3 separate regions of the Homo sapiens genome follow, and all the other regions are linked to region 2. A link is a loop called in an ENCODE intact Hi-C map of the cell type or tissue named here. Cell type or tissue: heart right ventricle. All regions are shown on one strand. Links, peaks and the distances in the headings refer to the core of each region. The heading gives the core; the rest is flanking DNA. Region 1 has its middle 16 kb from the start of MIR1587. Region 2 has its middle 70 kb from the start of MIR3937. Region 3 has its middle 15 kb from the start of MIR3937.

What was found. Peaks named below come from ENCODE experiments on the same cell type or tissue, not always from the same donor. Only the 100,000 strongest peaks of a DNase experiment are listed, where the experiment ranks them.
Region 1: it touches region 2 in a loop (5-fold over the local background); 32 of 110 quality-filtered maps call a loop at or near these places.
Region 3: a loop joins it to region 2, with 3 times the contacts of the local background. A loop is called at or near these places in 5 of 110 quality-filtered maps.

The regions. Positions count from the first base shown.
Region 1 is chrX:39,816,257-39,826,816 of GRCh38, forward strand. No RefSeq gene overlaps it. Among named protein-coding and RNA genes, the nearest start is that of MIR1587, 16 kb to the right of the region's middle. RefSeq lists enhancers at 425-1,340, 1,341-2,258. In heart right ventricle, for the core only: no CTCF peak of the experiment used is centred there; a DNase peak (open chromatin) is centred at 5,164; H3K4me3 peaks cover 1,323 bases.
Region 2 is chrX:39,725,486-39,736,045 of GRCh38, forward strand. No RefSeq gene overlaps it. Among named protein-coding and RNA genes, the nearest start is that of MIR3937, 70 kb to the left of the region's middle. RefSeq lists an enhancer at 5,270-5,564. In heart right ventricle, for the core only: a CTCF peak has its summit at 5,425 (motif pointing right); DNase peaks (open chromatin) are centred at 2,716, 5,456 and 6,466; H3K27ac peaks cover 841 bases.
Region 3 is chrX:39,670,903-39,681,462 of GRCh38, forward strand. No RefSeq gene overlaps it. Among named protein-coding and RNA genes, the nearest start is that of MIR3937, 15 kb to the left of the region's middle. In heart right ventricle, for the core only: no CTCF peak of the experiment used is centred there; a DNase peak (open chromatin) is centred at 4,929; H3K27ac peaks cover 567 bases.

The DNA.
Region 1 (10,560 bases), core at 3,046-8,045, 91 kb after region 2:
GGGTGAGGGGAGGGCAAATAGATCTGCCCGGCCAATATGGTGCTGCCCCTACCAGTCTGCTGGCTTGAAGAGGATGTGCCAGAGACCACTCACCTGCATGGCTGGCCCAGTAGAACAAACCACAGGCTGGCTGTGGGCCTAGAGGCAGGCAGGCCAGCCGGAGCCTGGCAGAGATATACCAGAGTCAAAGGAGGGCCATCCAAGACCGTCCAGTTGACCTAAACGTGATGTGGAGAGGGATGTGTCTTAGCTACACCTATGTCCAGAATTAAGCCTCTGCACAGGTGTGGATTTTACCTCGAGGCTAATAAAGCTTAAAGTTCAGGGCCTTGACTCGCACAGTCCCCTTCCAAGGCCCTGGTAGGGTCCTAGCAGTTATCATTTGTACCTCTGCACTGTTTTTCTTCAAGAAGGCCCCAAAATTCACGTAACTTTTAGGCCCCCAAACTTGGATCTGACCCTGCAGCTGCATTAAGAAGAGATTGGGCTGCTATTCTGGTTTCTCCTTCCAGGGGGTAAGTTTATCCGCAGGGTACAGGAGGGCAGAAGGGACTGTACCTCCCCACAAGAGGGGTTTTGCCTCCGCTCTGCTTCTCTTGGAGGAGCATTTCCCAAGCTCCTCCTCCTCACCTCGTTCTGGGAGAGGGTTAATAGACGTGGGGGTAGGAGGCCTCTTGGGGCCAAATACTTCTGGAAAGATTGGCGGCCTCTCCACTGCCCCCCACCCACCAACCTCCGGAAGATTCACAATGTACATTAGCATAGTAAAGGCTCCAGATAAAGAAAACGTTTGGCTTTGTTTACTGTGGGGGTTGCCCATACTTCCTGGAGCTTAAGCTGAAAGCGAAAGGATGAGTAGGAGTCAGATAGTTGTAGGAGTCAGATAGTTTTAGGAGTCAGAGGGTTTTAGGCTTGAGGGTACAGCCCCAGCAAAAGCCTCGCAAAGCCCGGAGAACTGGAAGAAATTGCTGCTGGAAGGCAGAGTTTGAGGTGGTGGAGCCGGGAGGGATGGACTAGAGGAGCCCCCCAAGCAGGCCTTTCATCCTGAGGACACCGGGCGACAACGCGCTCAGAGCTCTGAATCAGAGCTTCCCTGAATCACAGGCAGAGCTCCCAGCTCTCTGAAGGCTTGGCATGCTGCTGTTTGCATCCTTCCATCTGTTAGCGATGTTTCAGGCTGGGCAGGCATTGTCCTCATAGAGTTTCTCCCCCATTGTCTCTGCCTCTGCTCACCCCAAAGCTGGCAGAACCACAGCGCCCAGTGGCCTCTGGCTGCAGAGGGCATGAGGACTTCAGGCTGGTTTCCCAGAAACAGGAGGGTTTGTAGATAACCCTGATACCCTATGACCAAAGGCACCGTTCCCAAAACCCCTGCCCATGGAGCTATAGCCTAGTGCTGCCAAGTAAAGTTTGGTTCTGGAAAAAACAATTAGCCTACAGGGGTAGCACTAGCTGTTTCTGAAGTTCTACAGCCCAGGCCACCACTGGGTGCTGGCCTCAGTCCCATGAACCTTCAGCCCTGCCAATGAGAAGAATTCACAGATTTATTGTCTTCTAGAAAGGTTGGGGGACACATTCCTCCATGCCACTCTCTGCTAGTTGAGGGCCTGTCCTTTTTCCCCAGGGAATAGTATCTCCCTGGCCAGAGAGCGAGCGGACCAGGCTTTGCTTTCCAGCCTCACATAACCACCCTCCCGATGCCAAATATGACACATTCTTCAAGCTAATGACCTCTGCCCCCACCTTAAAAATAACAGCCCTCCACTTCATCCATCTTTGGGCTGATGACTGCTTTTTCTCGAGCAGGCACGGACTCTAGCAGTTCCTTTGTTTTCCAGTGATGCTTTTTATCCTCCATCTGATTTCATGTCATCTGTGTCTGTGACTGAGCAGGGCTCCCCCGTCTCCTGGCTCGCCCCGCCCATGCACCTTTGGACGTGAGTCTGGAGAGCCTCTGATTCCATGTACAGATTTGCAGGGCTGGCATTTGCCTCTCACATTGGTGCTCAGAGTGGCCGTGTGAAAAGAGGGCGGTCTGGCCGTGGGACTGACTTCCCAGAGCAACAGGGCAAGCTGGTGAGTAAGAACCAGCCTTTTTGCTGGCAAGGGACCTGGGCAGAGATGGGCCCTAATATACCCAGGAGCAACTTGAAGAATAAATACAAGTCATGAGCAGCATTACTGCCAGAGTGTGACAGCTGGCCACCTAGCCCTAGATGGGTACAGGGGAGTGTGTAGAGCCTGGAACCTTCTGGAATGGGGTAAAGGAGTAGCTGAGGGCTCCTAGCTCCACCCTTGGCTCTTTACATGCTCCTGAACACACAAGGGTCCCGCCTAAAATACCGGAGGGCATGGGAGTCTACGTGTTAGTCCCTGTGGCAATTTGAGTCCTCCAGGTAGAGGACACCAAGAGAGAGTAAGTGTGAGAGATGTATTGGGGGAGATTTTTAAGAAGGATAAAGGGGGGGGGGGGACTTCAGACCGGGAGGCAGCTCTGACCCCTGCAGAAGGAGAGGGGAAGGAAGGAGGGGTGGGTAGGGAGAGCCTCAGCCGGCAGCGCAGCTCTGAGAAAGCCTCAGCCAGGCCGATGGGGAGCCCCAGAGCACAGACTGCCCATCAGAAACTTCCTGTGTCAGGCAGTAATGACCCAGCTCTAGTCCCCCTGCTATGCTCTGTCATCGGGCGGGAACAGCCTGGGGAGGGTGGCCTCAGCAAGAATGCTGCAGCAGATCCCGAAGGTGCCACAGCCAGAGGCTAGCAAACCATGACACTTCTTCCAGAAACTTTTCCGCTGAAGGGAGGTCTGGGCAGTGCCCTTGCATGGCTGCCACTGTCCTTTTGTGTGGGGGTAAGGGGGTATCAGTGAGGGGAACTCTGAACCCTGGTCTCATGACCTCAGTCAAGCTTTTCTCTGTTGTAGCTTCTTAGTGTGTGGATGAGGGGAATGAACTATACCACATCAGTCCCCATCTCTATGGGGATGCTTGACACCCTGGATTCTGGTTATTTCAGTCTTTGAGCTCCTAGAAGGTAGACATGGAATCAAAAAAGATACCGAAGGGCCTCCACCACCAGAGACAGACACATTGCAGTTGGAAAGGGTCCAGAGTCCTTTTCCACTTGCAAGTACAGAAGGGATGTGGGCCTGGCCCAAGACCACTGAGCTATCCAGTCATTGATTCCATTATTCCACAAAGATGTGGTAGCCACCTACTCCGTGCAGATGGCTACTGTGTGCCCAAGGGGGCCATGGGTCTCCTGAGGACCAGACGGGCTTCAGCAGGAAGACCTTGCTGCCCATCTCTCCCACCCAGCCTTGGTGATTCTCAAAACCGAGGGGCAATATTCCAGATCAACCCCACTTGGTCCTGAGGAAGAGAGAAATGGTCAGGGGCGGAGGGTGGGGGAGGTCTCAGGACAAATAATATAATCCCAGTGACTCCCCCGACACTTCCCCTGCACTATCACCTCACAAATACGTGCATTCACACGTGCACACACGCACAACCACACAGCCATCTTTGGCATCATTAATAATTTATCTTTGAAGAAGCCTGTACAGTTTACAAATATTAAAGCATTATCTCACTATTTTAATCACAACGACTGCTTTGGGGTATTCTCGTTCTTTCTGATAATGAAGCTAGGCTCCGAGATCAAACTTCAACAAGGTCAAAGGGATGGCAGGTGGTTCTTAACCTTTGGGACTGTCTCAGATCCCTTTAAGAACTCTCCCCTCGGAAAAATGCATCTACCCAGAATTTTGCCCACTCTTTCAGGGGTTTGCAGTCCCTACTTCAAGCCCTTGCAGGGCTCCGCCTCCCCACCCCAGTCCCGGTGCGGCTGAGTTGGACCCGGCGGCCGCAGGATAAAATCCAGAGAGGAGTCCGTGTGACGGCGCAGCAGGATTAAGAAATCTCCCAGACCAGGATGGGCACAGAAATGGTTAAGGGGGTGGAGGGTTTTGTTTTTCACCTCTGAGGACTCTGTTATGGGTCATTAAGAACACAAGACCGAACGAGCATTCCATTTGCTGGGCCTGCCTCTAGCGCACAGCTCTGCTTCCCGACAAGATAAGTTCTGTGCAGGAAGGAAATCCTGGGCCCAGGGAGGCAGATGGGAAATCACCCCAGATAAGGCGGCTGCTCCGAGTGCTGGAGTCACACAGGGCCTTTCTGCTGCAAGAATGGCACTGCCGAGAGTCTGCGTTTCTTGCCAGCTGAGGAGGAGGAGGCTCTTCGGAGGCGTCTCCTAACACATTGCTGTTCTAGGCAGCTCTGCAAGGGGAACCCCCCAACGGGGGTGCAGCACCGTGCCTCCAAGTGAAGGAGAGGCCCTCGGGTTCCCGGAGTCTGGAGAGGTGGCCTCCAGCGGTGCCCCGGCCGCCTCCGGCTAGGCCCGCACACAGTTTACCCCCACCCAGGCCTCCTGGCACCCCCGCCCCGCATCCACCACCCAGGTGGTACCTGTGCCCGCGCAGGTGAGGAAAAAGGCCTGTGGAAAACATCATTACTGATAAATAACAGTTCCTTTCAGGTTTAATGACACGTTGCATCCATCCTAAATCTCTCAAAAAAAAAAAAAAAGAAGAAGAAAAGAAAAAAAAGAAAGAAAAAGAAAAAAGCCCTCTCGAGGGACTGCGCCTCGCGCCTGTAAATAGGAACGACAGGCCGGGGCGCGCGCCGAGGCGGGCGCACGGCTTGGAGCGGGCGTATAAATTAACCGGGGGCCGCAGAGTGAATACATTGCACGCGGTATTTATTATGCGGCCGGACCTCCGAGGGGTTCTCCGGCTCCCGGACGTGGCAAATCTTGTCCGGAGCGCCGCTGGCCGCGCTGCCAAGGGCTAGGACGAGAGGACCCGTGGCGGGGGGCGGGGGGCTTCTCCTCCAGTCCTCGGGAGCCCCGGGGCAGCCCGCTTACAGCGGCGGCAGCGGGGAGGGTTTAGGCGAGGAGAGACGCGGCCCCGGGCGCCGCTCGGGCTAGGGGCCGGGCGGGGAGGGCGGGGCGGTGGGAGCGGGCGGCGCGCCCGGCCCCTTAGCATTCCGCCGGCGCGCCCGCCATCGCCGCGTGCGCCCCCGCGCCCCGCTGTAATTACCCCGATTACCAAATGAATCTCGCGCTTTTGTGCTCGCCGGGCGGTGGGTGCGGGGAGGCAGTTCTAATAGTTGTCATTAGGGCCGGGGGAGGCGGGGCGCCGGGGGCTGAGGGTGGGAGCGCGGGGGTGGGGGAGGCCCGCCATTCCCTCGCTGGCTCGCTTGTTCGCTGGCGGTCCCAGGCGGCGCGCAGGCCGCTGCTGGCTGCTGAGTAATGATTTTTTTTCTAATTGGAGGCGAACAGCGGCCCTAATGGATGGAGCCGCTCTCGGCGCGTTCGCTGCGCCCGCCCTTCGATCAATACGGCTCGCTGAGACCGCCGGGCCGCGCTCCCCGGCCCTTTGTGGTCAGAGATGCCTCGGGGGCCCCAATCCCCGCCACCACCACCGGCCCCCCATGCTGCCTCAGCCTCGCCCGGGGAGTTCCCAGCCCCGCCACTCCGAGACACCACCCCTCCTCCGGCCTACCCCCACCCCGGACACTCCAACCCCAGGCTCCTTCCCGCACCCCCGCGCCCGAGTTCCCCTCTCGGAACACTCTTACTCCAGCTCCCCCAACACTGCCCCCGCGTGTCCCCGCCGTCCCGAGCCCTCCATCCCTTCTTGTCCTCACACTATGCCCAGTAGCCTGGTCCCCGTGGCCTCTCAGACAGGGTGGGTTAGCAGGGAGGTGTACGGGAGGGCAGACCCGGGATTGCCACCCTCACCCCTTTTCCGTGACCGCGTTTCTGCCAAGCGCCCCAGGCCGGGAGGAGAGCCGGGCACAGGCGACAGCCTCCGAGAGTTTACGCCGGCTGGTCCGGGAAGGGTTCGCTGAGTCCAATTAAATCCCCACGTTCTTTCCTTCTTGAGCCCACTCCATCTCGGACTGGCTCCAACTGGGACCCTCCGGCTTTCTGAAGGTACAGAAACTTGCGAGCACAGACACACTCCCTGGGGGCACCAGTTTCCAAGAAGCCCTCTGGAATGTTTAGCTCAGAAACCGGACAGCATGCACAAGTCCTCCTAGGTCAGGGGTCAAATGTGCCCTCTGTTTTGCAGGCCCTTCGTGCACTGCTTCTAACTAGCTGGTGACCTTGGGCAACGACTCAGTGCCTGAGGGACTCTTTTTCTTACACCTTACAGAAGTTTATCCAGCTCTACAAGCTAGGCGGCTGGGATACAACATTAAAAGGAATGGTCAAACCTTCCCACTCCTTCCTGCAGTTTAGAGACTTTCCTCCTTCCACCCTGCGGAGAGCGGCTCCTGGGAGGCCCAAGCTGCTCCACCTACCCTCCTTCCTTCATCTGCTTACTTTCTGTTGCTGGCTGTGATTCCTGCATAACATTTAGCATCACCTAACATAATAAACACTTGCTTGGTTTTTTTGTTTGTTTTTTGAGACGGAGTTTTGCTCTTGTCGCTCAGGCTGCAGTGCAATGGCGCGATTTCAGCTCACTGCAACCTCCTTCTCCCAGATTCAAGCAATTCTCCTGCCTTGGCTGGGATTACAGGAGCGCCCCCCCACCGCCCCACCACCACCACGCCAGGCTAATTTTTGTATTTGTAGTAGAGATAGGGTTTCTCCATGTTGTCCAGGCTGGTCTCAAACTCCTGACCTCAGGTGATCCACCCACCTTGGCCTCCCAAAGTGCTGAGATTACAGGCGTGAGCCACCGCACCCAGCCAACACTTGCTTGTTTGTTTATTGTGATTCTTCCCCCACTACTATGTCATCTCCACAAGGACTGGGATTTTTATCCATTTTGTATCCTCAGCACCTAAAACAGAGCTTGGAACATAATAGGTATTCAGTAAATATTAGCTGCATGAACAAATTGAAACAATTTGAACCTGGTGAAACCTCTTCCTCTCCTGTCCTGAGAAAGGATAAGACTTTGGCTTTTCACTTCTTGGACTCTGTGGCATATTGTGTTTTCCAAATAATGGCCACAGCAATGTTTCTGGTCCCACATGCTATTCCAGCACCGTGCCTCTACCCCCTTCAAGAGAAGTCTCTTTCCCCTCCACTTGAACCTGGGTGGGTCTTTGTGACTGTCTCCACGAATAGAATGTAGCCACATACATCCTAGTCTAAGTCATAAATGATTACATGGCTTCCTTCTCTCTTTTTCTCTTGGGACTGTCACCCTTGCAACCCATCCACCATGTTGTAAGGGAGCCCAGACCACATGAAGAGGTCAAGTGTAGGTGTTCCAGCCAATAGCCCTAGCTAATGTCCTAGCCACCACCTAGCACCAGCCACCAGATAGGTGAAAGAGCAAGCCTTCAAATGATTCCAATCCCGGCCTTTGAGCCACCCCACTTGATGCCAAGTTGCATCACCATTCAAGCTACCCAGCTGACACTGAGTGAAGCACAAATTATCCCTGCTGAGTACAGCCAAGTAGCAGATTCATGAACAAACTAAATGTTGATATAAGTCACTAAGTTTTGGGGTAGTTTGCTACCCAATAGATAGCTGAATCCCCCATTCCACTGACTTCTCTCCAGTCCTCTATTACCTAGGCACACCACAAACCTCCTTGTCACAGTACACAGAGTGAACTCTCTTCTGAGGCCCTAAGCTCTGTGCTCCATCCCTGCAGCCACCTGTTTGAGGATCCTCAGCTCCCCTGTCCCAGTAGCACAGCCTGGATAAACATCAGCCCACTATAAATCCAACAGGCCCTCCTGCCCTCCTCTAGGCTTGCTCCCAGGAGGCCCAGCCCAGCAGGAGGAAATCACTCAGCCTTGCTAAGCAGTAGCACCACCACCAGCCCTGTGAATCCTGCATCTTCCTGCTCAGCTCTCGACACACAGTTACTTCCCTCATTCTCCACTCAGCTGACTTCAGCCCCACACTCCACTTCACAGAGACCATGACCTCCCCCACCCCAGCATGTTGCCATCACACGTCTGTCCACAGCATCCTGTCTGCCTACCCTCTGGTTCCAGGTGTCTTTCCACCCATCTAAAGGCCAATCCCACTCTTGGGCTCTGGATGCTAGCTGCTCCAACTCTAGGGCAGCGCTGCACAACAGTTGCAGTGATGGAACTGTTCCATCTCTGTGCTGTCCAATAGAATAGCCACTAGCCACCTGTGACTACTGAGCACTTAAAATGTGGTCAGTACCACCAAGGGGATAAATTATTTTATCTTAGTTCATTTAGGTAGCTGAACGCTGCTAGTGGCTACTGTATTGTATAGTGCAACTCCAGAGATTAGTCCTGCCCTCTCCCAGGTCCTCGGCTTCACCCTCCCCATCAGCCATTTACAAGTCCTTCTCTCTCATCTCCTGCTACCTCCCACTCCACCCCCACCCACCCCCACTGCATTTTTCTCTGGTCCTTCACAGCCAAACTTCTTCATGGATTTGTCGCCACTGCCTCTTCTCCCATACCCGCACCTTGTCCACACCCTAGGTCTTTCCGAATGTCGTTTTCTTCCCCACCTTCCCAGCCCCTCCCCACGAAATGAACTCCCCACGTAATGAAATCACCTTAGAAGCTTCAAGGTAAAAAGTTACTTTTTCCAGGAAGCCCTACCGGACACCCCCATCCCAGAAGAGATTGGTTGTCTTTGCCATGTGTCCCTGTGGTGCCCTAAACAATCTCTGGGACTGTACATGTCAGTTTCTTGCCATTGCCTATTTAATTACCAGGCTTCCCTGCAGACTGGTTGTCCCGTGAGGGTAGAAGCCAAGCTCCCATGCCCATCATCACATCCCTGTGCTTGTGCCAGGCACATGATGGGTGGTCAGTAAATATTTGTTGAAGAAATGCCCTAAGGGGGAAACTGTAGCTAAACAAGTAAGTGACAGATGCTTCAGTGGAGGACCCAGTGGGTGGGTGGGAGCACACAGGGGAGTTCGAGGTTGGTAAAGGCCTCACAAAGAAGGTGACATCTGCAGGGGATCTGAAAAGACAAAATGAGTTTGCCAGGTGAGCAAGTCAGGAGATTATTCCGGGGAGAAAGATATCATGAGCAAAAACCCAGACATGCAGTGGCAATGAGCAGGAAGAAATGCAGACTGGGCGGAAGGGGTGAGAGAAGGAGGGCTGCGAGGAACCAGGCTGGGGGCAGAGTGAGGCCCAGAGGAAAGGGGCTTGCCTTGGGGGCCGTGCATTTTATCTTCAACCTGTTGAAGTTGAACCTGTTCAGCTTTGAGGCTTTTTGTTTACCCATTTGCATGAGAAGGGAACTCTGCAAGGAAGCTTGGAAGGGACCACGGTCATCTTGGAGATCCATTGCTCAGATCTCTCTTGCACACAGAACTTTCTACAAGTGCAATTAGTTGACAACCTCCAGCCGTGGGTGCCTTCAGGCTCTGCCTTTTAGGGCAAGGCCATGCACTTCCAGTGACTGAGTATGGCCAATCCAGGCTAGATCACTTCTCTAGGTGATCTTTACGCTAGAACTTCCCCATGGACCTGGCTGAGACTCTCTGAGCTGCACTGAGGGGTGAGGCTTTCCCTACCAGCCCCTCCTTCCTTCCCCTCTCCCTTCATAGGAGTCAGACCTGCTTCCTGGCCTGAAGGCCCTCCCCACCTCCTCCTGCTCCCTCCTCACTTCATCTTCCATAAGCATTTCCCCCAGTAAACCTCTTGCATGTCTAATTCCATCTTAGCATTTGCTTCCTGGAGGACCCAACTGACACAGTACAGAATTACTGACACACACACTTTCCCTTTACTGAGTCCCCTGTTAAATACTTGCCATACATTGTCTCACTAACCCTCCCAGCAGTCCCATAAGGTAGGCACCATTATTATCTTCACTTGACAGATGAGAACAGGGGCTCAGAGAGGACAAATTACTTGCACAAGGTCATACCATCAGGGCTTGATGGAATTCAAAATCAGGCCTAGGCATGCCTGACTCCAAAACTCAGCTGCTCAACTCCTGCACTGTGACCCTTTAGGGACTGGTTGGAACAAAGTTGTCCTGGAGACAGTGGCCAAGCAAATGAGGTGGACTGGAGCACGTCATCTCAAGAGTCCTCCAGGCCTTACTTTTTCCATCTCTGTGGCTTTGGGACATGTAGGCACACACAGGTGCCAGGATTTACCTGTGCCGAGGAACCTGCCTGCCACACTGTGACCAGGCAAGCATTGGATTGAGGGTAAACAGATTAGGATTCCAAAATGGGGGCTTTGGTCAGCACCTGAGTGATCTTAGGCAAATGACGTGGATTCACCAGGAAACTTCATTTCCACAGCTATGGTGATCATCTGATTCCCGTGATGATCTGGTGCCCCTGATGTTTGATGCTCTTCTTTGCCACAGCCTGACTTCCTGTCCAAGATGCCCAAGGCAAAAAGTAGACTTTTTCTCTGCTTGCAAAGTGATTTGTGGTCTCAGCTCAAAAGCCTGAAAACTAATGTTTGCAGCCAGGGGGTTGGAATACCTGAGGACTGCTTAGGTAAACAGTCCTACCAGACTGCCTCTGGAGAAGGTTTTTGGTGGTGAGCAGAGGGGCCC
Region 2 (10,560 bases), core at 2,431-7,430:
ACCTGACACCTATTTTCAGGCCAGGCTAGAAGACTAAGTGCAGGTCTGGACACCCCTAAGGAGGTGGTCACTCTACTCTCCCCGAGCAAGAAGGATTGGCTGAGCAGAATACAGCTCTGGTTGGAGGAGCCAGTGCTGAAGAGGGGAAGGGAGATGACCTTGCCAAAGGTGGTCACAGCCCAGGGCAGCTGTAAAGGGCTGGGCTTGAGCACCACCTTGGTTGGGGCCCAAGAGAGCCTGAACTTTGGCCTCTCTGGCAAGCAAGTCCCCATCCTGAGGCAAGCCACCTCCATCCTCTATCCCTGTCCTGAAAAAGAAAGAACCAAAGCGTGGCCTTCATAATTTGGGGGCCCCATTGCAACATATCCACAGCAGTGGTTTAGCTCTGCTGCTGGTTAAGTGCCATCCTTGCATAGGTGCTTTTCCAATATGATCCCACCTAACCCTCACAACCATACTATGAAGCAGGAAATAGTATGATTCCGCCTTTACAGACGAGGAAACTGAGCCTGAGCTGGGAGTGACTCAGCAAGGATGCAGACCCAGGTCTGGGCTGTACCATTCAGCCTCCCTGTGTGCAGGGGCTGGCAGGCCGTGCCCATGCTCACCTCCCTCCTTTCCCCCTGCTGCTGCTGGGCAAACTTCCAGCAGGACCACAAAAATCAGAAGTCTGAAAATGGCCAATCACAAGTAATGGTAAGGAGGCTCGAGTCACACCTGACATTCATTCACCTGTTGATGCTGAAACCCAGGACAGGTTTTTCCACGTGCCTGGAGCATCCCAGCCAAACGGAGGTGGCTAGGTCCTCTCCTTCCTTCCTCCGACCTCAGTGGGAGCTGCATGCTTCTAATGGCCAACGACGTGGAGAGGCGCAGAGCAGCTTGGAGCAGCGTGGGTCACAGCGGTTAAGTGTTGTCATAATTCTCTCCCCTGGAGCAATGAACTCCATCTCCCTCCAGTCTGTGTGGGAGGAATGTAATCCAGTTCTCCTTGGAACTCAGAGCACATAGTGACTCCTTTTTCCTTTTGTGGTCAGGAAATGAGTTTTGCTCTGTTTTTCACTTGGGGGCTTATTATGCAATTGCCTAAAATATGCAACGGGATGCAGATATTTATATGAGGATGTTGAAATGATGGCTTTTTAATGGAAGTAATCTAATTATGCCATATCTGTACCCTTTTCATTTTTAAAAAATTGTTCTTATGGTGTTTTAAGGAAGAAAAAATATGTGTGTGAGTGTGCATGTGTATGTGTGTGTCTGGGTTGTGTTTTTGTTTTTGTTTGGGGTATGTGGTTTTATTTAATCTCCCAGATTGTTTAAATGGATTGCAAAGGAAAAAAAGATCCAAAAAGTATATGGCTGTGATTTAACAAGATAATTAGCAGCTGCACTTTATAACAAAATCTAAGGCAATTATCACTTCAGGAGGACCCGGAGGAATCCCAGCTGCCAACATCCTGCTTCGCTGCCAGAGGGAATGACATCATAACTGCTCCAGACAAAGGGGAGGTGGTTTCTGGTCACTGTGATGTCACTTGCTCCAGCAGACAGTCCCAGACAGCTGGGAGACAGGTGGCCGCTTCCTAGGACATAAGAGAAGAGGATGAGCACCAAAAGGACATCAGTGCATTACAGGCACAAATCCTGCTTCCCCCAGGCCACTTCCATTGGGCCACCAAGACAGATATGTTTCCTCAGGCTTTTTGCCCCAAGCCCTCATATTACCTTCTTTTGAGAAGTTAATTGTTCTTCTCCTCTTCTCTGGAACCTCAGTTCTAAATCTTTATCCCAACTAATCAACTTCAGTGGCTTTTAGGGTCTTGCTCATGGTCAGGTTTACCACTTAGCTAAAATGTGTCCCTTCAAAGATGAGAATTGCTAAATTGCATTGGACAGCAAGTCAAAGCAAGCTTAAAAACAAGATTTGTATTTTCACCTCAAAGTTGCTTTCTTTCACCCTGTGGCCAATTATTTATCAATCTAGGCTCCCGGGTGCTTTTTTGATCAAAAACAGAGCACTCTAGCACAAAATTGTCTAATTCTAAATAGCAAACTGGAATTTGTCGTTGATTGAATTTTATGTGTAAAATTGAGCTAGGATTATAAGTTCTAGAAAATGTTTAAGTGTATCCTGGGATAGCCCACAACTGAATGCACCGTCGGTCTTTTGATGGTTCCAAAGGATGGATAAAACAGATCTGATTTCCTTGTAAATTGTACAAGTTACAGACCAGCAGGCTGACTCTCGCCACAGGCAGCCAAATGTGCCTCCCACCCACACTCGTTCGTGAAACTATAAAGTGGCAGCCAAGGTCTTGTACATCTCATTGCCAGATGACATTCTCGGTGCCCGGGTGGGAATCTGTCCTCTGTCCTCCAACAGATAAACCATGAAAAAATGTGTGCCTATTCATGGGCACTGTCTTCCACCATCCCCCAGCACCTTCTCCTTCCCTCCTAAAGCCATCCCCCTTTGGCCCAAGTTACAAACTAGGGGAGAATAAAAGGGTCAGGACATCTCTCATTCCTTCTCCCAGCCTCAGCTAGGAGGCTTCTGGGTTACATCAGAAATAAAATGAGACTTTAACAGAAACAAGGAAGGCTTCAACTCTTAGATCTCACTCAAATACTGAGGCTAACACCGGAGGTAACAAGGACAGGCATGCCCAGAGTTCAGCCTCCCTCTGGAACCGGGCAGAGTTCTGCAGCCGGGGACTAAGTGTACAGCCCACACAGCAGATCCTTTGGCCCAATGCCATTCTTAGCCTTCTAGAAAACTTCCTGCTTCCTTTATGGAAAACAGGTGTCCATGTCTTCATGCATTAGGCTAGATGCCAGGCAGGAGCCTGGTGTAAGGGGCTCCTGTTATCTATTGCTGCTTAACAAAGTACCCCAACCTTAAAGGTATAAATAACCAGTTTAGCACGTTCCTAGATTCCCTAGGTCAGGAATGCAGACAGAGTCCAGCAGGGGTGGCTTGTCAGTGGTCCCCAATGTCTGGGGCTTTGGCCGGGAAGACTTGGAAGGCGGAAGTGGCTCAATGGCCAGGGGCTGGAATCGTCTGGAGGTTTTCGTGATACAGTTTGGATATTAGTCCCTGTCCAAATCTCATGTTGAATTGTAATCCCCTATGTTGGAGGTGGGGCCTTGTGGGAGGTGTTTGGGTCATGGGGGCAGATCCCTCATGCCTTGGTGCTGTCCTCTTGATAGTGAATGAGTTCTTGCGAGATCTGGTTGTTTAAATACGTGTGGCACCTCTCCCCCAACATCTCTTGCTCCTATTCTGCCATGTGAGACGTCTGCTTCTGCTTTGCCTTCCACCATGAGTGAAAGCTTCCTGAGGCCTCACTAGAAGCCAAGCAAATGCTGGTGCTATGCTTCCTGTACAGCCTACAGAACTGTGAGCCAATCAAACCTCTTTTTATACAAATTACCCAGTCTCGGGTATTTCTTTATAGCAATGCAAGAATGGCCTAACACACTTCATATGTCTGGTGCTTGAGCTGAAATAATTCAAAGCCTGGAACAGTTGGCCAGTGCATCTACAGGTGGCCTCTTCATGTGGATTGGGCTTCCTCCCAGCATGGTAGCCACGAGTCAGACATCTTACATGGCAGCTTGGAGCTCCAAGCATGAATGTTACAGCAAACAAAGCAGAAATTGCATGGCCTTTTATGACCTAGTCTCAGAAGCCACACAGCATCACTCTTTCAGTAGTATTTTGGTTGAAGCAGTTACAACCCACCCCCACCCCCCACCCCGGATTCAAGGGGAAGGACCAGAGAACCTGCCTCTGGATGAGAAAAGTGTCAGAGAATTTCCTGCCATGTTTCAAAACCGTCAAGGGGCTGACTTCTGTACAGTACCCACTTTCACTGTCAGCCAGCCTTGAACACAATATTCTTTTATCAGTAGCAGTGACATTAGGGCAACACTGGGGATGGGGAGGAGAATGGGGAAGTGAAGGGCCATGAGCAAAACTTTGGTTTGTCTTTTTTCAGCATCTGATTCTACTCTCATTTCTTCGAGTCCATCATAGTCCCTCTTTTCCTACCCTCAAAGCCTGAGTGCAGGTGAGGTTAGCCCTTTACGCCACCCCAGGGCTTCTATCCTGAGAAGCAAAGTGCTAGAATAGAAAGCGATAGATAGATTGTCTCTGAGATTATGGCCTGGGTTCTTGGCACAGCAGGATTCTAGGGTGTTTGTTTTTCATTCCTGTCCCAAGAATGCACCTGATAACCTCCCTGGGCCTCTAAAAAAGCACCCATCATTTGTACAGGTCCTTCCAGGTGCTGAGATAGGAAAAAAGAGGGATCCCCAGTCAGGGCTGGAAGGGAAGCTACCTCCCCTCCTCTTGGGGAATTCAACCCTGTCCTTTTTATGATTGAGGGAACCAAAGCTTAGAGGGGCTGTGACTTGCCCAGGGTCACCAGTGTGTCAGCGGCTGAGTTGGAACTGTGCAGAATTCACCCTTCACCCTGGGGCATTTGCACCCTGGGGCACTTTCCACAGTCGACTGACTGCGGGGAGAAGTGGGAGGAGGTTACACTCAGGGCAAAGCCACTAAAGGCCAGCATTCGACCAGCTCAGCCAGCCTCCCTGGGCCTCTTGGCAGCTCTGGGCCTGCAGGGAGGGTCCTACCCACCCCAGCCAACCCTCAGAGGCCCCCCAGGCTGCCAAGGCCACGTCACCGCAGCCTGCGGTCTGCCCAGCTAATGGCAGCTGCTGCGAGGGGAGTGGAGCCGCAGTAATTACAGCATCAAGGAATCACAAATGGATCTGCAAAGATGACATTAGGAGCATTAGACCTGGCACGGCTGCCTCCGGAGAGGTCGCTGGGAGGAGGCTGGGGCTGGGGCCTGGGGATGGGAGACAGACGTGCCTCTGTCTCACCCCACCCCCTTCGTTCCCAACCGGGGCTGCGATGACAATGCCAGGATTCACAAGCCCCTCGCAGAAACCACATCGGCCGCCAGTCTCGTGTGTGTCAGCGAAGATAACAGATGTCTTTCACAGGGAAGTAATTGCTTGAAACACAACTGGACAACCCCCCAGGAGGTTGCATTACAGGAAGGAACCTTGCTTTTGGGGCCGAAGGTGGGGGGGTGGTGACCTGGTAGGCAGTCCCCTCCCCAATTCCCTTGATCCTTTGACATCCTAATGAGTTGTGCTGGCCTTGCCTCTTGCAGTCCGCAGCTCTGTGGAAGGTAATTATTATGTCAAGCCTGGTTGAGGGCGTTGGTGGTGGGGCGGGGCTTCCTGGGTGGAATTTGTGGCTGGAGGAATTCCCCAGAGGCTGGAAGGGGTTAGCAGAGGAAGAATTGGGGGAAGGGCCAGGCCTTGATCAGTTACCATCCTCCAAAGCCTGAGAAATGGGTCTGAAGCGGCAAGGCTGCCTTTGGCCAAAGCTAGCACCAGTAGGTGTCACTGTAGGAAAGGAGGGGCCCCCGGGGCTGTCTGCGGATGGGGCTGGTAAAAATAGAGCTCGCCTGTGTTCCCACTGCCAAGTCGCCAAGCCTGGTGATTTATAAGGCTGGGAGCAGACGTGTGTGTAAATGTTTTTGCGTGCGAGATGTGTAACCAACCGCGGGCTGGCTTTTTCAAACTTACGAGGAGAGAGTGAGGGAGGGAGAGAAGGGGAGCGAGAGAAGGCAGCCAGGGTGGGAAGCACATGGGCCACTTTTATGTAACACTCCTCTGATACACGCCGCAGTGGGGATTTATGCTCTCTTTGAAGTAAATTGCATCCCGGTGCACCATAGCATGAAAGTTAAGATTTACCATGGCTGGGACCTCCGAGACCCTGCTGGAAGCTAGAATAATTAGCACAGCATTTGGCTGCCTCTCCTCCTGCTCTGCGGGCGGTGACAGGAGTGGCACTAATAGATCTTCCAGGCCTGAGCCTCGTGTGTTTGTCATGGGGTCCATGGTGGCTGTGGGCAAGGAGGACCGTGATCAACTGGAGAAATGGAGGTGGGGGGAGGGACTGGGACTGACCTTATTGCAGGGGACAGTGGGACCTGCCCCACCAGGGAGGAGCTGGGTGACAAACCAGCTTGGCCCCACAGGGTTCAGGTGCCCCTCTGTCAGGGGTTGGGCCAGAGTGCGTGCTTCGGTAACCCAGGGAACTCATTTATAAAACAGATTCCAGTGCCAGACTCCCAGCTTGCTGCAGGTGGGAGTCCTGGGGCACTCCGCCAGTTTGGAGGTCCCCTGGATTATATCAACTCTCATATTTAATGTTTTTCAAAAGGCAGTGCCTAGGACTCCCATCCCTCCTGACTTTTCTCCCTCTTCTCCCCTCCTCTTCCTGCAGGCACCTTCCCTGTGTCATTTCTCAGAGGCCGTGCATTTTCATGCTGGAAAAGCTGAGACTTGAACTTGATCAACAAACCCCAGAGTCCCACAGGGAAAGTCCTAACAGCCGCCTGGTCACTCCAGTTCTGCCAAGAAACAGCTGCGTGGTCTTGGACAAGTCCCAGCCCTTCTCCAGGCTTCAGCTTCCACACTGTATCATGATGGGGTTGGATTTTTACAAGATCATCTTGAAGGCCTTCATTAACAGTCCGTGATATACTTGACTCTCCCCCTCCCCTGGACACCCTCATGGAGCTCTAAGGAATCAAAGCATAGAAGTAATGTCCCTCTGGGGTTCCAGGTGCTGCGGTAGTACACCAGTGTTGGGAAGAAGAGCTAGCAGCACCGCTCACTATGAAGATTCTAAGTGCCTACTCAGCAAGGGCTTTCCTGAGGTTGTAATAAGCTCCTGGATCAGTTAACTCTTCCGCAAGGCAGAGCAGCTTTCCAGACCCCACTTCATCATCACAATAAGTAAATGACAGCCTGGGCAACAAAGTGAGACCCCACCTCTACGAAATTAAAAAAAAAAATTAATTAGGCAGGCATGGTGGCATGTGCCTATAGTCCCACTTATTTGGGAAGCTGAAGTGAGAGGCTTGAGCCCAGGTTTTCAAGTCTGCAATGAGCTATGATCGTGCCACTGCACTCCAGCCTAGGCAACAGGGCAAGATCTTATCTCAAAAAAAGAAAGAAGGAAAGAAGGAAAGAAAAGAAAGAAAGAAAGAAGGAAAAGAAAGAAAGAAAGAAAGAAAGAAAGAAAGAAAGAAAGAAAGAAAGAAAGAGAGAAAGAGAGAAAGAGAAAGGGAAAGGAAAAGAAAACAAAAGACTCTCACAACATTCTTTTAAGGTTGCGAATAAAATTGTCCCCATCACACATCTGAGGAAACTGAGGCTTTGGCCCAAGTGAGTCAAAGGAGTGTGATGAAAATATAGATTTTGAAATCAAAATAAGTGCAAATCTCATCTCTGTGGCATGAGCTGAGTGAAATAGGATAAAGGGGAAATTCTCAAGGCCTCGGTTTTGCCATCTGAAAAATGGGCATTGAGTTGAGGGCTAAATGAGATAGTTCATGCAAAAAGGACTCACAAGGCTGTCTCCTTGTAGATGGGGTTAACGAACAGAAGTTCCCAGGCCACTGGCTGCAGGGTGCGTTTGTCTCCCAGGTCTTGCATGGTTCTTGGCAGGGATCAGGCCCAGTAAATATTTGCTGAACTGGATTACACCAATGCCACAACAGAGGCCTCACTGTCAAACCATGCTGGGGAAGTAGCAGATAAAGCTGTGAGGGCCACGGAAGGTTCTCAAAGGGATCAGGGCCAATAGCATAGAAAGAGGAAAAACTGAGTTTAAAAAGCTCATACTGCAGTCTGAAGCCCCATGGAGGCTGGGACCAGACTCAGAAGGGGACAAATGTTCTTGGGTAGATTCTGAAGGACAGATCCCCAAAATGTTCTGAGCAACCTTTCAGATCAGTTTCCCAAGCCTGGCAAATTGGGAAAAATCTGATCAATGAAGTGGAAGCAGCAGCCACAAATGCCACATGAGAGTTCTGAATGAACTGTCTTCCTGTTCCTCTCCCTTGCCCCCACCACACCCTCTACACCCTGAATTCCCATCTGCCATGTAGACATGGGTGTGGGAAGGAGAGATAAAGTGGAGGTTCCCTTTGGTGTAAATCCTGGACCCAGAAAGATAGGGGGATCTCAGAGTTACCTTAATAAATCATCAATCTCTGTCCCTGTTTCAGGTTCTCCAGCCTCAGGTGTCTTCCTGAGCTGAAAGCCAACGTGCATCCCAAACCCTAGAGATGTCCATAAAATCTGCTTTCTGCCCTTTGGAGAGGTCAGGCGTCAGTGAGGAGAACCTCCTCCATGTATGGGGCCTGAGGTTCCTCTGCATAATTACCTTTTGCACCAGGAGGCACCTCCCTTCCTTGAGATCACACCTGGGACACGAGACACAGACTTACAAAGCAGACAGGCCAGCAGAACATCCCAAGGCTCCTGGTCTCTCCTCAAAGATCAGGGATGGATGAGTGGATGGGAGGATGGATGGATGGATGGATGGATGGATGAGTGGATGAGTGGATGGGAGGATGGATGGATGGATGGATGGATGGATGGATGAGTGGATGGGAGGATGGATGGATGGATGGATGGATGGTTGGATGGATGGCTGGATGGATGGGTGAACAAGTGGATGGATGGATGAATGGACAGATGGACTGAGTCCCTCACCCTCTGCTGGATTCTTGCTCCTGTGCCTTATACCTTTTACAGTCAGGGGGTTTTCCCAAGTGTCTCACCTATTTTTCCTAACATTAGCTTTTAAAACATTCCCTTTTTTCTGCCCCTCAAAAGGTGACAAACAGCCAGATAACCTCTGGCTATCTGGAGAAATTGGCATGTTTAGTTAATTGCCGTTTCACATATATGACATCATGGAAAGAGGGAGAGCTTGGACACAGACAGACCCAGGTTTGAAAACCAGACCTAACACCACTAAGCTGTGTGACCTTGTGCAACCTACAAAACCTCTCTGAACCTGTTTTATCATCTGTAAAATGAAAGTCATAATCATGACCTCTCAGGAGTGTTGCAGGAAAGGAAATCATTCTCAAGAAGTGCCTGGCACATGGTAGCTATTTTCTTTTTAAAGGAGGGAGCTAGAGGTGGTAGAAAATAGCCTGGGCTTTGTCGTCTAAGTAAGTCTGGATTGGAACCTGCTTAACCACTCACTGTGTGGCCTTGAGCCAAGGTAGTGAATTCTGAACCTCAATCTCTTCATCTCTCAAAAGGGCTATTAATATGTACCTTTCAGGATTGCCATGAGGAGTAGATCTATTTTACATAAAGCTGCCAGTACATAGTAGGTGCTTAACAAATGGTATCCATGATCATCTCTTAAGAAAGGAGATGGGGAAACTGAGGTACAGAATGACCTGCTCAGATAATGAAAGAGTGATGGAGTCTTGGCTGCCTTCCATGTGGACCATGAGCCATGCCGAGGCACCACACAGAGCAACATTAACCATGCGTAGTCCCCACCCAGCAGCCTTCAAGCTTCTAGGTGATTGAAATTCAACTTGACCTCTGACTAGCTGCAGCACACAGGATGGGAGAGGGCCTGAAAGCTAATTTTGTTCTGTTTCCTGGACTCCCAGTCCAGTGCTCCCCTCAAACCTTCACAAGGTGGCATAGCCAGGTGATTGAATACTGCAAAGCCACACCACCATGCCCTCCAATCTTGATGCTACCACTTGGGGCTATGTGACCACTGGTCCTGGCTTGGCCTCTCTGTGTCTCAGTAATGGGAATGATAAACAGTGCCTATCTCAAAGGTTTGTTGTGCCTGTGAGATGGTGCCGGGCACATACAAAGTCCCCAATCAATGTTAGCTACGATTATTATTAGCTCTTTGCCACATAGAGCTTTGATCTCTCAAAGACCCATTAATCGCTCAGCCCCTTCTTCAAGGGATTAAAAAAAAAAACAGCAAATGAAATTCTACATGAAATCATCGCTGTAATGTTTCTGCTGCCAGGACAAATCATTAGGGTGGAGGTGGGAGGGGGGGACATGGCAGTGATACCACTGGCCAGAAAGAAGAAGGGACATTAATATAGCAGCTTCCTATCTAATGGCTGGGGAAGAGGGAGGGGGAGGGGGGGATTGCTGAAGGGAGAGGTTGCCGGCTGACTCTGCTGTCGGGGAAGAAGGGTCTGTCAATCAGGGCCCCCCAGGAGGTGAAGGGGTCCCTGTGCCCAGCGAGGAGAGGCACAGAGCCCAAGTGAGCTCTGGGAGAAGGTAGCCCCATGGACCCCTGTGAGGCCTGGGTCCTGGCCCAGCAGCCCTCCCTGAAGGAACCCCCAAATGTGGGCAGTGTCCAGCCAGTCTCCGGCTCAGATGCATTTAAGAGCAGGAGGCTTCTCAGGCTTAAGGAACCTGAACCTGCCTCTATTCTCCACAGCACAGTGGCCCGAAGCACTTCGCTATCCACGAGGCTGGCCCCAAGAGACAGCAGACCAGGGTTCGAGCTACCTCTCTGCCTCCCCCAACCTCCCCCGCCCTTTTCTGGCATGAATTTCCTCCACTGAAAAGCGAGGGGTTTGGCTGAGGTTGTGGTTTTGAAAGCTGTGTTGAGGGGACCCAAGGATGGGCCGGGGCCTGGTAGCGGCCAAGATTGGGTGTGGGTCT
Region 3 (10,560 bases), core at 1,891-6,890, 55 kb before region 2:
ATTCTTAGCCACTGCTGAAGCTCAGTCCCTCATTCTCTCTCTCCTAGAAACAATAACTTTCTGTTATGGACTGAATTTTGTCCACTCTGCCCCCTAAAAGTCATATGCTGAAGCCCTGAGCCCCAGTGTGACTAGTTTGGAGATGGTGCCTTTAAGGAGGCAATTAGCGTTAACGGAGATCATAAGGGTGGGGCCCAAATTCAATAGGATTGGTGTCCTTATAAGAACAGGAAGAGATGCTAAAGCTCACTCTCTCTCTTCCCACAGGCACACAGCCATGTGAAGACACAGCAAGAAGGCAGCTGTCTACAAGCCAGGGAGAGAGGCCTCACCCTAAACCACCCCTGCCAGCATTTTCATCTTGGACTTCAAGCCTCCAGAACTGTGAGAGAATAAATATTTGTTCTTTAAACCACCTGTGGTATTTTGTTATGGCAGCTGACCAATACATTTATCTACTGATCACCCCACCTCTGATTTTACTCCCTCCCACTGTGATCAGAGTGATCTTTCTGAAAGGCAAACCCACCCTGTCTCTCCCTAGAGCAAACATTTTTGAGAGCTCCTCAGCACCTCCAAGATCAAACAGAGATCCTTGGCTGGGTGCCGTGGTTTATGCCTGTAATCCTAGCACTTTGGGAGGCTGAAGCTGGGGGACTGCTTGAGGCCAGGAGTTCAAGACCAACCTGGCCAACATAGCAAAACCCTGTCTCTAATTTAAAAAACAAACAACAGAGATCCTTGACATTGGCCCCAATGTCCTCCATGCCCTGTGCACTTATCCAACCTTGCTCTTAACATTTTCTGGCTTGCTCTCAGTATTCTGGCCACCTCAATCAAACACGCCATCTCTTTATTTATTTTAGCTTCCCAACTATGCCATCTCTCTGCCACTGCAATACTATTCCTGCCTCCTCAAATGCCTTTCTCCCCGCTGTCCCCTGACAAATCCCTGCTCCTCCATCAATGATTCCTGCCTCACCCTTGACTGCTGCAGCCAGAGTCAATTCCACCTCCCTGTTTGTCATGACCCCAACCTGGCTTCTAACTTCTTCTGTAGCACAGGCTTATATCAGGCTTGTCCTCTACCTGTCTGCCTGCTCCTCTATGTATCCCAAGCATCAAGACCAGAGTCTGGGCCAAACACAGTGGCTCATGCCTGTAATCTCAGCACTTTGGGAGGCCCAGGTGGGAGGATCACTTGAGTCCAGGAATTTGAGGCTGCAGTGAGCCATGATCACAGCACCACACTCTAGCCTGGGTGACACAGCAAGATCTTGTCAAAAAAAAAAAAAAGTGTCTGACACATAGTAGATGCTCACATATTTACTAAATCAATAAGAGAAAGAAGGAATAAAGAATTATTATTTCATACGTCACTGAGTATTACGATAGAAAGAAACATTAAAGATAATATGGTTCAAGTTCCGTATTTTACAGAAAAGAAAAATGTAGTGACTATCAACGCTCCACTCTTCCATTCTTCTGCTTTCCCGTTCTGGTGAAGATCAGCCTGAGTTCCCACTGCCAGGACTCATCTCTGCCTGGTGGCTTTCTCTGGCCCCTGGCACCTGCCCTGCCTATACTTGCAGCAGGCCAGAAATGCTAGGAATTAATGTCTGCTGCTGCTCCAGGAGCAGCCCGCAACCAGTGACTGACAGGTGTTGGTGTATGAATACCCCAGCTCCCTCACCCCTTCATCAAAATGTCACTGTGGCATGTTCTGCACTGTCTTCCAAAGATCCCCAGCAGGACCGACCTCCAGTTTCCCACAGTAGAAACTAATTTGATAATTCCTCCTTTATTAATTTCCTTATCTTCCCTGCCATCCTGGGATTACTTCCCAAATAAATTGCTTGCATTTGAATTCTTGTTTCCAGGTGTCTTCTAGAGAAACCCAAGCTAAGACAGAGACTAAAGGACAAGGAATATGACCAAGGTCACACTGCTGTTCAATGCCAAAGCTGGGTCTATGTGCTGACTCCTGACTCCTTCTGCCAACAGCTCATTCTACTGCCCAGCACAGAGAACTTTCATGGTAATCCCAGGCCCAGGTTTGCATGAGAGCCTTTCCCTGTGGATTCAAAGAAAGAGGCCCCCTCACCCTTAGTGAGGGGCTGGGCCAAGCCTGCAATGTGAGTGCCAGGACTAGGGCCCCTTTCTTTTCCTTCACCACTGTGCTTCATCCAATTACTGGGTCCTTGCATTAGCACTGCCCATCCCTGGGGCATTACTTCTAAACCATTTCTCACCACCTCCCTTTGGAGCCCCAAACGTTCACCTCCCAATACAGACAATTCCAGCTGAAAGAGACTTTCTTTTGTGTGTTAGTTGGACTGGGCTACTATAACAAAATACAATACACTGGGTGGCTTATGAACAACAGAAATGTATTTCTCACCATTCTGGAGGCTGAGAAGTCTGAGATCAAGGCACAGGCATATTTGGTATCTGATGAAGACCCGCTCCCTGGTTCATAGACGGTGGCTTCTTGCTGTGTCCTCACATCAAGGAAGAGGACCCGGGACCTCCCTGAGGTTTCTAAGGGCACTGATCCATTCATGAGAGCTCCACCCTCAAGATCTACTGATCTTGAGTCCTCACCTCCTAATCCCATTCACCTTGGGGGTTGGGTTTCAACATATGAATTTTAGGGGGACACAAACATTCAGACCATAGCATTTGGAGAACCCCAAAATGTTCCAGCTTCACACCCAGCCCAGCCCTCGTCCCCACCCCTTTCCATTCAGGCTGAAGTGTATGGGAACACCGCACTGATTTCAATGAAGATGACAAATTCCAAGCCAAATACAATGAGTCTTATATTTGAAAGCTCATTTCAAGCCCCTAGAGCTCTGGGGAACTGGCAGTAAAAATCTTTCATTCATACAGCATACACATACAACACAAAAAATACATAAACACAATGCCCATAGGCAACACACACACAACATACAACACACACAGTGCAAATCTGGAATGCACACAACACCTAAATCCCACCAACACAACACACATACAATACAGGTAGTGCACATGACACATACAATGCATACAAATGTGACATATACAACATATAAACATAACATGCGCAACACACAGGGCACATGCAACCCACAAAACAAACACAACACACTTATACCACCCACTTGTCCACATACACACACACCACTTCTTTTCTTCCTGTCCCTTGCCCACCTGGGCAGGAGGCAACGTCTGAAGCAAGCATGGCACCAGCTATGATCTCGTCAACACATGCAGACTGCAAAAGGGTCAGGCTGAAGACAAGGTTATTCCAGTTCATTTCTACTCAGCATTTTAACTGACTTTCTCCTTTCTTTCTCATGCCTTGGTATTAATTAGCCCCAGGATTTAAGTCTGATGCATTAGGCAAAAACAATTCTAAATGCTTTTAGAGAAACAAATCCCAAATTAGCTGTGGCTGAACATGCATCTATCTGAAAGGCAGGCAGCGTGAACACTGACAGTGTAACAAACAGAAGAGAAGCCCCCTGAGAGGGAAGGCCAAAATCAGTGGTGTTTGTTGGCTGCCTGGTTCACAGCCTGGCCCTGGCACGAGCTGTGGGGCAGAAGCTCTTAGTCCACAGGAAGATGGGAAGGACCAAACAAGTTTTACATCCAGATTCCACATGAGAGAGTGACCGCAGTTCTCTCTCCTTTCCACATTACTCTCCCTGGCTTTCTCTTGTCTTTGGAATAACACTGCCTAGAAGCCTAGAGAGACCAATTCTAAGGCTGCTAGAGGCAAAATCCATCTCCAATTTCTCCCCGCTCCAAGCGGTAATCTCCCTCCAGCTGCCTGTCCTCCTCTGCAGTCCACAGGGTGGAGGGCTGGGCTAGACCACTGCAGGGGCTGTGGAACATAGCTCAAGGGCCTAACACCTCACATCATGTTCTGTCTTTTCCCCTCAGTAAGACTTCCTTAAATGCAGGGATGTGGCACCTTGGTGGTTAGGGACACCAGACTTGCAAATGTTTTCTGTGTTCAGTTGCCTAACTGGTTGTATCAGCTGGAGTTTGACCAGGGAAGCAGAACCACTCTAAGTGCTCTAAAGAGTCAGGAGTTATCATAGACATCAACCCTGCCCCAGTGAGGGAGCTGCTTCAGCAGTCTAGGGAAGGCTGCTGCTTCTGTGCTTGGTGATGGCTCTCAAGGCAGCGTGGGCAGCACTCAGGAAGAGAAGATGGGTGTGAAATGGAGGGGACCAAGGACAAACTGAGCCTTCGAGGACAAACTGGGACTTGCATCTATCTCTCAATACCTCCAACCTCAAAGGCATGGGTAACCTGCAGGCTAGGCCAGTGCCATCCACCATGTAGCCACACACACGCCAGCCCCAGAACTCCGAGAAGCCGAAGGAGGAGCTCTGGCAGGCACTGGAGGGGCTGTGGGCCCTGCTGCCACCCACACCAGCAAGGTGAGTCCACAGATCAGTGACAACACGTGTGAGCTGTGACAGCGCCTGCCAGCCTTCCTCCCAACTGTGAGAGTATAGGAATGGCTGCTGCTTCACTTCCACCCACACATCGCACATAAATTTCACTTCTGGCCAACCCCAAACAGAAAGAAAAAGGAAAGGAATTCTGGGAAACATAATTCAGTCCAGTTAGGTTCACACAGTACAAAGCCATCAACTGAATAATTCCTTCCCCATCTATTCAATGCCCCACCTCCAGTAACTCACATTTGCTCCAGATACTAAATAAGCTGGATTACTCGTGTATGGGTCAACTGTTGCTATGTAACAATCTCAAAATCATAGCAGCATCCAACAATGAGCATTTATTTCTTATTCACAAGACTGTGGGTCAGCTGGGAGGCTTGGTTCCACAAGTCTCTCATCCTCCTCCTGGGACCAGTGCAAGCTGGGGTGATGGCAGAGACCCAAGAGGACAGGCAGAAACTCATGAAGCCTCTTGAGGCCTAGGCCCCGAGCCAGAACATCATCCCTTCTGCTCCTTTCCATTGGCCAAGCAAGTCACATGGCCAAGGCCAAAGTCAAGTGATAGGAACATACAACTCCCCCTGTGATGAAACCATGGCCAGGAAGTGAATGCAGAGAGGGGTAAGCAATCAAAGCCAATGACTCAGCCCACCCCAAGGGAAACATTCCCTCCATCTAGATATATCTCTCCTGCCATCCCATCACCAACCCAAGGAGAGGGAGGGCATGCTTTTTACTACCTTTCTTCAACTTTGACTGCTCAGTTGATGAGTCTCAAGCTACATCTGTCTCATTCTTTTATCCCTGTCCTTCTACCTTTCTCTCATCCAAATCTTGTCTGGCTGGCGATCACAGGGGGAAAAAATCTCTTTTTCTTTTTCTTCATTTCATTTTTGAGCCAAAAACCATGTGATGCCACATGAAATTCTGCAACAGATACAACTGAACCAAGGAAAAGAAAGGCTGTTTTGAAGTTAAATTAGATAAAATAAAGAGTCAATGTCATCAATCTCTAACAACCCTTGAAATTGTCTAGAAGTACCATCCATAATCACTGCAAAGTTTCCATGTGCCTCCTCGGACCTAGCTAATTAATATCTGTTTCTCTTCAAGCCCCAGTATTGAGCTATAAGAAAATTTCTCCATTTAAAGTTACAGTTGGTGGTGTTTGTATTTAAGGACAATGATTACTTTCTACTAGCTTCTCTCTTAGGGTGCTCTAGAGGAGTGGCTGAGTTCAGCCACAGAATGCACTTGGCACAGTGCCCAGCACACAGCCAGATCTCACCACTGTTAGCCACTGTTAGTGTAGCCAGAGTCTTCATTACAAGAGCATAGTGCTATGGATAGCTACTGCTGCATAAGAAACTACCCCAAAATAGAGTGGTTAAAAAAAATTGCCATTGTATTAAGTTCACAGATGTCACGGGTCAGGAATTCAGACAGGGCACAGCACGGGTGGCCAGACTCTGCTCCATGTTGTCTGGGACCTCAGCTGAGAAGACTCCAATGGTGAGGAGTGATTTGAATGACTGTGGACCCACAGGGACTCACAGGGCACACCTCTCTCCTCTCTCCTCTCTGCTCCCCACCACCTTGTGGTCCCAGGGCTTCTCTGCATGGCCTCTTCAGCATGGTGGCCTCAGGTTTGCCAGGCATTTTACATGGTGGCTCAGGCCTCCAAGAATGAGTTTTCCACAAACATGGCGGAAGCCACATGGCCTTTTGTGACTCAGCCTCTGAAGTCACATTATATCACTTCTGCCATTTTCTCGTGACTGAAGTAGCCACAAGCCCACTGGACTCAAAGGGAAGGGATACAGACCCCAATTCTCAATGGGAGAAGCATGAAAGAATGTTCAGCCATGTTTTAAAGCCACCACTCTGCAATTTCTGGTACATTGACAGTTAAATAGGCTTTTGTGGGTTAACCAGGAACCTCAGAACTTTTCTTAGCAGTTTTTCTACGGGAACTGTGTTTTTAGGTCCCAATAAGAGACTTACAAGTTCACTTTGGAACAGAATTTATTTATAAGGTGGGACTTCCTGAATTCTCATTTCCCCCTCCAAAATGTCTAATACTGTGAACACTGCTACCAATAGTACTTCTTAATGCGCCATGCTGATTGAACACTTCCTAGGTGCTAGGCTCTATGCTACGTGGATTGTGTCATTGGATCCTCCCAACCACCCGATGGATGCTATGGTTATTTCCATTTTACAGATGGGGGAAGTGAGACTTAGAGAAGGCAACTGATAAGCCAAACGACATGCAGATGGAACTATGACCCAAATTTAGAAACCAAGTCTGTCTGATCCCCAAGCCCATGCTTAACTAACCACAGTGCATTGACCCAATAAATACCATTTGAGTAAACAAAAACCTCTGGAGATCCGTAAAGGCCAGAGGGCTCTCTCCAGGGGAGGAGGCCTAACAGGGGAACTGTCAGAGACGTAGCCATCAGTCCCCACTATGGGTGACTTGTTCTTGTGCCAGCAGGTCAAGGGGCACCAAAAGGACAGCCCTCTTTGCTGGGTGGATCTGGGTCACACAGTCCCTTCATGTGGTCAGAGCTAATTTGTGTCTTCTAGTCTTCCCTGCCTTGTCCCTAGCTCCCAGCCTTCTCTGCCACCACAAGTTCCATCTTTCCTAAACCAGAGCAAACTGAGCCACACTCAGCTTTTTGTCCCTAGGCATGGATGGGGAATGAAAGGCGTTTTTTGTCCCCTGCTGTACAATGCCATTTGTTCGGACGCAGCTCTGGGGCTGTGCAGGGGATGGGGGTTGGGGGGAGTGAGGCGAACACAACCCCCTTTCTCCAGAGCTGGGTAACAGACAGCCACTGCGCACCCAGCGGGAGGGCAGGCTTAGGCTGGAACGGCCATCGCCTGTGGGCTACTCAAGAGGAAAAGAGGTTGCTGCTCTGGTGAGCGTCCTGAGCTTCACAGTCAAGTGTCTGTGTCACCAGCACTGGCCATCCTCTCCCAACTCCCTGTTTCCCCAGCACCCCTCCTCCACACCGTCCTGCAGTTTAGGATGAGAAAACCCTCTTGTTTGAGGTCTTTGCAACAACCGATGAAAGCCTTTTTTTTTTTTCTTTTAAAGAATTCATCTCTGCATTCCAGTGGGGACATTTATCACCCGGTGCCCAGGCTGCAGACATCTCCCTCCTTAAGATCCTCCTGCCCAGAAAGGCAGCCTTGTCAAAGACATGAAACCATCCCCTCTGGACATCTGGACAAGGCGCAGCCCTTTGGCCAAGCACGAGGCCGTCCCGAATGCCTCAGACAGTCAAAGGAGAGCCCTTGTTCCTGATCCAAATGGCCCGGCTACATGGATGCAGCTGGGTAGAGTGGGGGCGGCGGGGGTGAAGAAAGGAGCCAGCCCCCTTGGCTAGCAGCCTCAGGCACCTCCACAGGGCAATCTGAAAGGCCAGCCTGCATTCGGAAGAAGCTTCTGAAGCCGCCTTAGTAACTTAGTAACTCCGCCAATAGTTAAGAAAGCTCAATTGGTAACCGGTAGTAGATAACTACTGCAATTGTCTGCCTAGCACCCCATCTTCTAGTGAAAGAATCTTTCTTCCTTCTGGGCAACCAATTTCATTAAATGATCTGAGCCTTCCACGACCCCCCCACCCGCCCCATACACTGGACTCCAGGACTCAGCCCTGGTTGGCCAATCAGCGTATTCCAATACCCGGGCACAGTCATTGGGCACTTAACACTAGGTCAGCCAATCAGAGCCCTCCTTGGGATTTTTCTCCCAGAGATAAGAACTGTTTCCACCAGGGTAGGATGAGGCCTGCAGCTGCCAGCAGCTATCTTTTCCACCATGTGGCTTGAGGCTGGCTGGGAAATGAAGTGACAGAGCCCTAAAATTAGTGTTTGAGCACCTAAATCCAGCTATGTCTGAAGCTATTTGTTGGACATTTCAGGTCTCTCCACCAATAAATTCTACTTTTTGCTGTAGCTGGTTTGAGTTGGGTTTCTGTCACTTGCACCCCAAAGAGACTGACTCATAGTTCCTCCTTGAACAAATATAAAGTCCTCATATTGGCATTTGAGGCTGTCTGTGATGTAGCCACAGCACAGACAACCCAGGCCCCATGGGGCAGCTAGGCCAGCCTTGTCCCTGCTCCAGAAGTATCAATTCCAGCCCAACCCTCCAAAAACATGGATGCCCCTGACAAAGTGACCCTGGGAGCAACTGTAACTTCAGGATTTCTGATCATCTGTGGCCTGAAGAAGCCCCAAGAGGAACTTTGCCCTGTGGTCTGGGCAAGGCTCTACCCTTGGTAGCAGGCCAGTAGCCAAGTCTGGGCACACAGCTCCCACCAAATCACGTCAAGCATGCTCACAGCAGCACGCTCTGGTGCCCCCGGTTGAAGGTGACAAAACAGGGATAGTCTCAGACTGCCCAGGGCCCAGCTGCTCCCAGCGGCATCTCTGGGGCAACCCTCTTCAGGGCCGGTTACCAATCCTCCAATGTGAAAGAGCTGCAGCTGATTTCTGGCTGTGCGAGAAGGTGAGAGCACACAGGATCAGCAATTTGGGCAGGGTGCCTTGGGCAGGCCAGGAGAGGAGCCCAGGGAGAGCTGGGCCTCCTGCTTATCTAGGCAGCTTGGGCCTGAGTGTTGCATTTTTACTCCACTAACAAGGGGCTGGAATTTGCTTCCCCAACTACAAGGTAAGAGACTCCAGTTACATTGATATCTCTCTCTCGACACCAACGCACTCCCAGTGCCTTGCACAGAGTAAGCATTATGGCAAAGCTGCTGAAATTGAAAGCAAGCTTTAGGCTCAGAATTGATGTTCAGGCACACTGGTAAAATTGAACCAAGTGTTAAGACATTGAAATACTGAGGCCAGGCGCGGTGGCCCACACCTGTAATCCCAGCACTTTGGGAGGCTGAGGCAGGCAGATCACCTGAGGTTGGGAGTTCAAGACCAGCCTGACCAACATGGAGAAACCCTGTCTCTACTGAAAATACAAAATTAGCCGGGCATGGTGGCATATGCCTGTAATCCCAGCTACTTGGGAGGCTGAGGCAGGAGAATCTCTTGAACCCGGGAGGCAGAGGTTGCAGTGAGCCTAGATCAAACCATTGCACTCCAGCCTGGGCAACAAGAGCGAAACCGCCTCTCAAAAAAAAAAAAAAAAAAAAAGATGTTGAAATACTTAGGCGAAGGTTAGTAAATAACCACCGACCCAAATTCCCTAAGGGTTTCTCCTGCCACCTAGACTGCCAACTTTCCTATAATCTGCCAGCTGAAGGGTTAACTCTGGAGCCCTAGCCCAGTCCCAATAGAGCACCAAGGGACCTTTTTGATAGGTGGGTGGCCAGGCCTTACTGGTGGTTAAATATTCTCTCATCATTAGTTAAGCAGAAAGCCGGTGGCTTGGGGGCGAGTGAACCAAAGGCCAAACCCTGAGGCGTGGGGCACTGAGTCCTCACCAAGGACACAGTTGGCCACCAAGCTTCACTGGCATTTCTCATTGAGCTTCCCTCCCCAATTCCTAACCTCTCTGCCAGCTCTGTGGTCTAGCACGTACTGTGTGTGTGTGTGTGTGTGTGTGTGTGTGTGTGTGTGTGTGTGTGTGTTGCGTATGCAGTGTGTGTGCACCTGTGTGTGTGTGAACAACCAGGCACAAAATCAACCTGAATGGATCCATTCCACCAGCCTTCTTCCCCCTCCATGCTCTGCCCCAAGTCATTTTCTACCCCACACTCGCTATTTCTCATGCTCTTCCCCGATGACCACACGCCAGATGAGAACATCACTGAGAGCCTACTTTATGCCAGACTCTTTACGTGTATAGCAGTCCTAAGTAAGTATTGTCACCTCCATTTTACAGAACAGAAAACTGAGGCTCAGAAGGGTTAATTATGTTGCTCCAAACCAAGAAGCAGGGCTAAGATTTGAACCCAGGTCTGAGGGAAGGGTACACCAACACCCACAACCTTCCCACTGTACTCTGCTGTCTCCAATATGGTCACATGCAAAAGAAGCTGCCTGTAGTGTGGCTAGCTATTTGGAACCATTCTGAAAATGGTCTGGCTCTCCTTCCCTGCCTGGATTATAAGCCCTCAGG